Regions from separate parts of the Mus musculus genome. Here region 2 is linked to region 1. Evidence: chromatin loops called from intact Hi-C (ENCODE). Cell type or tissue: heart. All regions are shown on one strand. Each heading gives the region's core, and the rest is flanking DNA. Links, peaks and the distances in the headings are about the cores only.

The links. Hi-C counts contacts between places; a loop is a spot of excess contacts. Peaks named below come from ENCODE experiments on the same cell type or tissue, not always from the same donor. Only the 100,000 strongest peaks of a DNase experiment are listed, where the experiment ranks them.
Region 2: a loop joins it to region 1, with 10 times the contacts of the local background. A loop is called at or near these places in 27 of 42 quality-filtered maps.

Annotation. Positions count from the first base shown.
Region 1 is chr7:142,144,415-142,148,806 of GRCm38, forward strand. It overlaps Gm45337 (predicted gene 45337), which reads right to left and starts at 193. Exons shown (of 1, transcript NM_001378699.1): 1 at 1-193. The coding sequence starts at 131. In heart, for the core only: a CTCF peak has its summit at 1,804 (motif pointing right); no DNase peak of the experiment used is centred there; H3K27me3 peaks cover 756 bases.
Region 2 is chr7:142,248,133-142,252,524 of GRCm38, forward strand. Gm46022 reads right to left here. Exons shown (of 4, transcript XR_001778358.1): 2 at 3,487-3,609; 3 at 2,191-2,224; 4 at 1-314. Among named protein-coding and RNA genes, the nearest start is that of Gm46022, 5.0 kb to the right of the region's middle. In heart, for the core only: a CTCF peak has its summit at 1,894 (motif pointing left); no DNase peak of the experiment used is centred there.

The DNA.
Region 1 (4,392 bases), core at 110-4,109:
CAGCTGGAGCAGGAACAGGCTGGCACACAGCAGCACACAGGCTTGCAGCAGCACACAGGCTTGCAGCAGCAGCTGGAGCCACAGCCCCCACAGCTGGAGCCACAGCCTCCTGAGCAGCCACAGCAGGTCATGGTTCTGGTGTTTGGTTGAGGATGGAGTAGGTCAGAGGAGCAGGTGGAAAGGGAAGATGTGTAGGTTGGAGGCTCCTGAGCCTGGACCTTTATATCCCTGGTCAGGTCAGGTGTGAGGCTGCACATGGTCACTTCCCTGTTGTTGTTTGTGTCCTTCCCTGGCTGTGGCTTTGTTTTCTCTTTCCTCCCTGCTGCTTATTCCTTACCTCCTGTGGATTGTCTTGTGTTGACTGAGTCTCAGGTGCAGGTCTGTCACATGTACCACCAGTGACCTATATGCTCCTTAGGTACTTCTTTGCAGCTTCTGCAGGGACATTTCGGAGAGGATGTCATTGGTGTGAACTTGGCCCTTGTCCTTGCCTGGGTGTAGCTTAGTCTGTGAAGATCCTTCCTGTCTGTGGATGTTGAACAACCCCAGAGCCCGGCTCCATGAAGACCTAAGTCCAACTTGGAAGGCAGAGGATGGCAAGTAGTCCTGCCTTGATCAGGGAGGACAGAGAGCTTCTGACAGGTCCTCCCACACAATAGGTCCTCCCAGTATCCTAGGCACACCCCTTTGGTGCTGCAGAGCTCATAGCCATGTCCAGAGGCAGGCTGAGGTGTGTCTCAGGTCAGCTCAGCATGGTAGGAGGGATGGGTTCAGTGAGAAAACTGTAAGCCGTCTGGTGCATCTCAGAAGAATAACTCCCCAACAGGAATAATTACTCCACACTGGAAGGGACTGGGTGACTCCTCATGCACCCATCCCAGTGAGGCCAGGTAAGTGGACACCATCACCATCATTGTCTTCTATGGTTCTGTTCCATAATCTGAGAAGGGGACTTTGACTGAGGAGTGAGTCTGCAGTCCTGAAGACCAGTGTGTGTTTGTGTGTGTGTGTGTGTGTGTGTGTGAGAGAGAGAGAGAGAGAGAGAGAGAGAGACAGAGAGAGAGAGACAGAGAGAGAGAGAGAGAAAGAAAGAGAGAGAGAGAGAGAGAGAGAGAGAGCGAGAGAGAGAGAGCAGGAAAGGAGTCTGGAAAGGTGATTCTATTAGTCTGGTTAGATATTCCACAAGGAGGCGACAGCAGGCAAAGAACCTGGGGCAGGGAAAGGCTTAGTGTGCGTAGGTTCCACCTTGCCTCAGTTCTCTGCCATCCATCGTCTCAGGCTGTGGGAGAGGAAGAAGGCAATGCTGGAAGCTGCCCCTTGGATGAAACTTCTGGTAGGTTCCAAGCTGGAAGAATGCTTCCTTGCCATCTGGCTTATGACATAACTTCTCTGTAGGAGGAAACTAGGAATAGAGATAGGGAACCACTGTCTCTCAAAAGGGAGAAAGGAAGGAAGGGAGAGGTGACTAGTGTTTGGAATCCCAGCAACTGAGGAGAGCCTGGGCACATGTACCATTTCATAGGCCCCACTTTTTGATCTGACTGAACACTTAAGGGTCTCACCAGAGACTCTCAGTACAGTTCTAGAACTTTCCTTATGAGCTAGTCCCTGGAACAGCTGTGGACCCCAGCAATCTGAGTCTGAGGGCTTTGAGGACATGCTTCATAGTATGCCTAGGGCTGGTGTTTTAGTAGTGTGGAGTAGTGTTTTTACCCGTGTCACAGAAGGTGGAGGGACTCAGTCCAAAGATCTTAGGGCTTAAGCCTTTGTCCTTCTCAAGTTTCTGGTCACCTGGGGTTTTGTGTAGTTCACCACCAGGGGGTGCTAAGTCACATGTTACTCTGAGTAAACCTGCTTAAATTGAATCTGGTCTCATCTTCTGATTAGCCACTTTTTTTTTTTTTTTTTTTTTTTAAATTTATGTCTCTGGGATTTTGGGGGCTAATACTCAATTCAGAAAGGTGTGCCTGTGACATACTTAATAATGAGAATAATAAAAGCAATCATAAAAAATTAGGGTTTGGAAGAGATTGACAATGAAAACATCAGCAAATCTAGAAAACAATATTATTTTCTTGAATGATCTAAAAACCCACCCCATCATAGTTTTTTACCCTGATGTAAGTTTTGACCATGTGATCACAGATTCAAGTGACACAGCTGCAGGAATCTATTCTCTATTGAGAGAATAGAGTGCTTGCTTAAAATTTTATTTTGGCTTTTTGTATTGCTATTTAAAACTCCAGTTTGGGGGTTGGAAAGTTGGTTTAGGGATCAAGAACACTGGCAGCTTTTCCAGAAGCCCTAGATTCAGTTCCCTGCACAAACATGGTGGCTCACAGCAGCCTGAAACTCCAGTTCCAGGGGACCCGATGCTCTCTTCTGGCTTCCTTGGGTATAGGTGTGCATGTGGTGCACAAAAAGACAAATGTGGTTGCATGTGTGTGTGCAAATAAAAAATAAAATGTAAGAAAAATCCTAGTTCTTTTCAGGTCTAGGGAAATCTTAAATGTTTCACATGATCGGTGTAACACTTCAGCTTATCAGCATTTTTACTTGCAGAGTCTAACCTTGTAGTCTCCATTATTACTTAAAAATTATTGCACATGTGCCAAGGCACATACCGGTAGTAAAAGGATAACTTGAAGGAGTTAGTTCTCTCCTTCCACCATGTGGGTCTCAGTGGTCAAACTCAGGTCATTAAACTTGGCAGGGAGTGCCCTCATCCACTAAGATATCTTGCTGGCCTGTGGTATATTATTTTTAAAATGCATTGTCCTGGTTTGGTTTCTGTGATAAAAAATTCTGACCAAAGGCAACTTATGGTAGGGAGGAACAGACCGTGGAGAAATGTAGCCTGCTTGCTCTCCTTGGCTTGCTAAGCTTCCTTCCTTCCTAGATTTCTTTCCAGTTTTCTTCCTACCTTCCTTCCTTCCTTCCTTCCTTCCTTCCTTCCTTCCTTCCTTCCTTCCTTCCTTCCTTCCTTCCTTCCTCCTCCTCCTTCTCTCTCTCTCTCTCTCTCTCTCTCTCTCTCTCTCTCTCTCTCTCTCTCTCTCTCTCTCTCCCCATTGTGTGTCCTGATTGCCAGGGAGTATGTTTTCAGCAATTTAGTTTTTTGAAAGACTTATTTGTATTTTATGTGTATGAATGTTTTGCCTGCATGTAAGTCTGTGTGCCACAAGTGTGCATGGTATGCAGAGACCAGAAGAGGATGGCTCTTCTGCAACTGTAGTTACAGACAGCTGTGGCCACTATGTAGATTCTGGGAATCAAACCTGAGTCCTCATGAAGAGAAGCCAGTTCTCTTAACTGTTGAACCTTCTCTCCAGCCCTTCATCTTGCTTTCTTATAAAAACCAGGATTAGTTGCCCAGGTACACACAGCAGGGTAGGCCCTCCCACATCAAACATTCATCAGGAAAAGTCCTCACAGTCTTGCTTACAGGCATATATATATATATCAATCATGTATGTGAAGTTTCCACAGAAACCAGAAGAGGGACTTGGGGGTTTGGATTCCCTGGAGCTGCAGTTACAGGACACCTGATGTGGGTGCTGGGAACCAGGCTCTGGTGCTCTGCAGAGCAGTACATGCTTTTGACCATGATGTCATCTCTGCCTTAATCCCCATTTCATCTCTGTGTTCTCTAGTATGATCTAGTATGATCTAGTCTTCCCTGAGCTCTCAGGACTGTGTTTCTCTCTTCCCTATGTGTGGGATTCCTTTATGTCTCTCCTAGAAAGCTGGCTATGGGCATACTTTTTTTTTAAAGTTTATGCATATCTTAGAAGATCGCTATTTCTCTGTAAGTTCTGCAGAATAGCTTTGCTGGGTATAGTAGTCCTTATTGGCAGTTATTATCTTTCTGAGTTTGAAATACATTATTTCATGCCAGAATGGCTATTAGAGTTTCTGCCAATAAATCTGTTATTACTCAGGGGTTTGCCTTTGTAAGCACAATACTTTCAATACTTTTCAATACTTTCTTTTGTTCTGTGCACTTGACAGCTTAACTCTATCATAGGAAAGAAATCCCTTTTTTGGCCATGTCTATTGAGATTCTAAATGCTTTCAATACTGGTCTATTCATATACTGCCCAGGTCTTGGAACATTTCACACTGTCAAATGACTGATTTGCCTTCATCTCATTCCTGCAGGCCTTTGTCTAGACCCACTAGTCTTAAGTTTGGCTTTTTGATCCATATCTCATAGGTCCTGCAAGTCTTTATTACAACTTCTCATTTATTTTTATTAAATTTTATTTTACTTTTATTTATTTGTGACTATGTGTGTACACACACATGCATGCTTGTGCACATGGGTGCTATGGAATTTACATGGAGATAAGAGGACAAGTTGTGGGAGTCAAATTCAGATCTTTAGGTTTTGTG
Region 2 (4,392 bases), core at 229-4,228, 100 kb after region 1:
CATCAATGAACTTAGTCAAGACAATCCTGCACAGACATGCCCACATGCTAAGCCAATGTAGACAATTCCTCATTGAGACTCTTCCCAGGTGGCTAACCTTCACACTTTCCTTTTCCTCCACCCCTAAACTTTTCATGCAGAACCTGGGCCCATCCTATTTTCAGTGCACCCATAGCAGCAGCAGGCCTTTCTCATCCAGTGGCTGTGATGGTGGGTCTGATCTTGGTCTGTAGGTCTCAGGGTTTTCTGAGCTACAGGTGCTTTCTCCTCCATGCTCCATGGAAGGACTCCTTCCCCATCAGCAAGTCAGATACCTGTAAGAACGGCTAGTCAAGGGTGGCCAGTGCTCATTTCTGGGCTACTGGTTCCTCAGGAGTTCCCACTCTACCATGTAGACGGAAGTATCTGTTATCTGCAGGGGTAGGGTACAGCCTTGGGCAGCATGGAGGTAGGCATTTAAAATGGGTTTGTTCAGGACTGGCCGGCAGCTCCTTTGGTAAAGCACCTGTCATGCACTTTGCAAGTACAAAGACTCTAGTTTCATCACCAGAACCCATGTGAAATGCCAGGTAGAGTCTCAGCTTAGAGAAGACAGAGACAGCATGATCTCTGGCCAGCCAGCTTAGTCTAGGCAGCAAGCCTCAGACTAGTGAGAGACCCTGCCTCAAAGGAGATGAACAAAGTTTCTGATCATAAGACCTGAGGTTGTTCTCTGGACTCCACATATGTTCATATATTGTACTAGATCATTTTATGTCAACTTGACACAAGTTAAAGTCATCTGAGAAGAGGGAACCTCAGTTAAGAAAGTACCTCCTTAAGATCAGGCTGTACACAAGTCTGTAAGGCATTTTTAAAACTAGTGATTAATTAATTGTGGGTAGTGCTATCTCTTGGCTGTTGGTCTTAGGCCCTATAAGAAAGCAGAGTGATCAAGCCACAGGGAGCAAGCAACACTTCTCCATGGCCTCTGCATCAGCTCTGGCCTCCAAGTTCATGCCCTGTTTGAGTTCCTGTCAGGAATTCCTTCAGTGAGAAGCAATGATAATATAAGTGTAAGCCAGATAAATCCTTTCATCCCCAAATTGCTTTGGTCATGGTAATAAAAATGAATTGGTTTCATTTTTTTTCTTAAATTTAATTCTCCTCTGCAGTTTCCCCAAATATCAATTCATTTTCTATCTCTTTTCTTCTGCAAGTGAGGTAATCCTTTGAGTTTCTATCTCCCAACCCTTCACTAACTGCAGCTACAGCAGTCATAACATAGCAGGCATCGTGTTTTACCAACTTGACCCCAGAAGTAAGAGGCTAATAACTCCCTTGTCATTTACCATGCAACCAATAAACCAATGTCACAATTTCTGTAATGAGAGGTTTCTGGGTCAACCCAGATGGACCAATGATGCCACCCAGCCCAGCTACCCCAGCACTTTGGAGAACTTACACACACAGTGTATCCTAGTTTCCTTTCTATTGCTGTAATAAACACAATGGTCAAAAGCAGCTTTGGGAGACAATAATTTATTTTACCTCACATCTAACAGTTTAGTAGGAAGGAGAGCCAGGTCAGAGACTTGGAGGAAGGACTGAAGCAGAGGCCATGAAAGCTTGGTTCTTACAGGCTTCTTCTACAAGGCTTGTTCTACTTGTGTTTTTTTATACAATCAAGGATGACTTGGACGGAGGAACACTGCCTATAGTGGGCAGAACCAGGTCTTTATTTTTTGTGCTTTCCATTGTTTAGGACACAGGCTCCACAGAAGGAAGGTCTTCAATGTCTCATAGCCCTGGGGCCTGAGAGGGTTTTAAAGGACATGCTGGGTGCACAGCTCTCCCCTCAGCCCTTGACAAGCCAGTTCTCCCTTACAAGCAGCTCCATTTTAGAAAAGAAGTATGGCTGCCACCTGCTGGAAGCTCGATGAAAATGACCCATGGGAAAGACTTGAGGGTGAACATGCCTGAGCTCTGAGATCTGCAGGTCACTCACAAAACAAGTAAGAAAATGAGAGCCTTGCAAAGGAGTCATAAGAGGGGTGGGTCTGACACAACCTAGAGCCATCACAGCTTCAGGACCTCTGTTGGCCTGGCAGTCCAGTGTCCCTCTAAACAAATCTAGTAAGCCTTGAATAGAGAGGAATCCCAAGAGAGGGAGGAGACAGGAAGAAGGAGGTGTGAAGCAGGAGACCTTACCTGTCCCAGTAGGCTGATAGAGTCCCACACAGACCTGCAGGAAAATGAGGGAACCATGGAGTGAGAGCCAGGGACAGGATAAATGAATGAGGCATGCTTGCATTGGTCCATGGGATGTGTTTATTAGTTTGTGATTTTCAACTTAAGATAAAGCAGGGATTGCTATTCCTTGGCTTACAAGTCCAAGTAAGTCTGAATGCTCACCTTATTGCAAGAGGTGGGTGAGGGCACTAGAGGTACATGAGTGCAGAGGAGAATTTGTTAGCCCATAGTAGATGAGCAGATGGCCTCTTCATGGCACTCAAAATCCATTCAACTCAAAATCCAATTTTGAGTTGAAGCTGTGGGAAGCAGGAGTGCTAAGGGAACAAGCAGGATAATCAGGAACCTGGAGATAAACTGGAGGCCACAGCTGAGGAAGGTACTTCAGAGGGGAAGGTCAAGATGAGAAGAGTCTTAGATCTTGCACTGGCAGCACATGGGGACGTGGCAGACAGCTTCAGCAGCTGTCCTGACAGCAGGAAGACCCGCAGCCTGATGAACAGCAGGGCTTGCAGCAGCTAGACTGACAGCAGCAGGGCTTGCAGCAGCTGGACTGACAGCAGCAGGGCTTGCAGCAGCTAGACTGACAGCAGCAGGGCTTGCAGCAGCAAGACTGACAGCAGCAGGGCTTGCAGCAGCTGGACTGACAGCAACAGGGTTTACAGCAGCTGGACTGGCAGCAGCAGGGCTTGCAGCAGCTGGACTGGCAGCAGCAGGGCTTGCAGCCTCCACAGCTGGAGCAGGAACAGACAGGCACACAGCAGCACACAGGCTTGCAGCAGCTGGAGCCACAGCCCCCACAGCTAGAGCCACAGCCTCCACAGCTGGAGCCACAGCCCCCACAGCTGGAGCCACAACCTCCACAGCTGGAGCCACAGCCTCCACAGCCTGAGCAGGAACAGACAGGAACACAACAGCACACAGGCTTACAGCAGCACACAGGCTTGCAGCAGCTGGAGCTGCAGCCACCACAACCTGAACAGGAACAGGTGGGTACACAGCAGCACACAGGCTTGCAGCAGCTGGAGCCACAGCCCCCACAGCCAGAGCCACAGCCCCCACAGCTGGAGCCACAGCCCCCACAGCTGGAGCCACAGCCTCCTGAACAGCCACAGCAGGTCATGGTTCTGGTGTTTGGTTGAGGATGGAGTAGATCAGAGGAGCAGGTGGAGAGGAAGATGTGCAGTGTGGAGCCTCCTGACCCTGGGGTCTTTATATCCTGCCCAAGTCAGGTGTGAGGATGCCCATGCTCACTTCCTGGATCCTGGATGTGTCATAGCTTAGGATTCTCTTCTGCATCCTGTTGTCTGGTCCTATGTATTCTGTTTTCCCTATGCCTTTTCCAAGCAGACTGTGACATCTTCCAAGGAATGCTGCCTGTCAGTAAACATAAACAAGTGTCCATCAGAAGACACCCAGTCCCCTTCCTTTGAGCCTTAGGGAGACATGGGCAAGCCTAGCTCCCATCCCATCACTAGCACTTCCTGATGTTTGTATGCCTGCCTCCTGGGTTTCAGGCTCCACTTGCCCACTTCATCACTCACTTTCATTAGTCTACAACATTGGTGGCTTCCTCCTCTCACCTGAACCCTGTGTCTCACAGGTCACTGTGTCCTCTTCTTCACATGATATATGCCAGCCCTGGGTTTCCACAAGGGTGATTTCATGGAATTACCCCTTCTTGTCTTCTCAACATGGCTTACTTTTCTTGGAAAATATCATCTGGTATAAGTGTAGTCTTTTACAACAATGTTTAATTTTCATCTGGTACAAGTGTGGTCTTTCACAACAAAGTTTAGTTTTGCATGGACATGTATGTCTTTAATCCAAGTAGCTGGGAGCCAGAGGCAGACAGATCTCTGTGAGTTCTAATCTAGCTGGGTCTTTATAGAGAGTTACAGGTCAGCCAGAGTTACACAGTCACAGCTCAGATCTAAATCTAGAGGGCAGGTTCTGAATTCCCAGGTTCTTCTACTGTATTCCAGTGAGTTGTATGGACCCATGGGCAGGAAAAGGAAAGGAGGGGATTCATTCCTGTGGAAAATTCTACCTTATGAGAGCCATGAGAATGATGGAGTGGTAATGGGCAGGACCATACTTTGACCAGGACTGCTTAGCTATGGACACCTCCTCTCCATTTAAATCTGAATAGCATGTCAG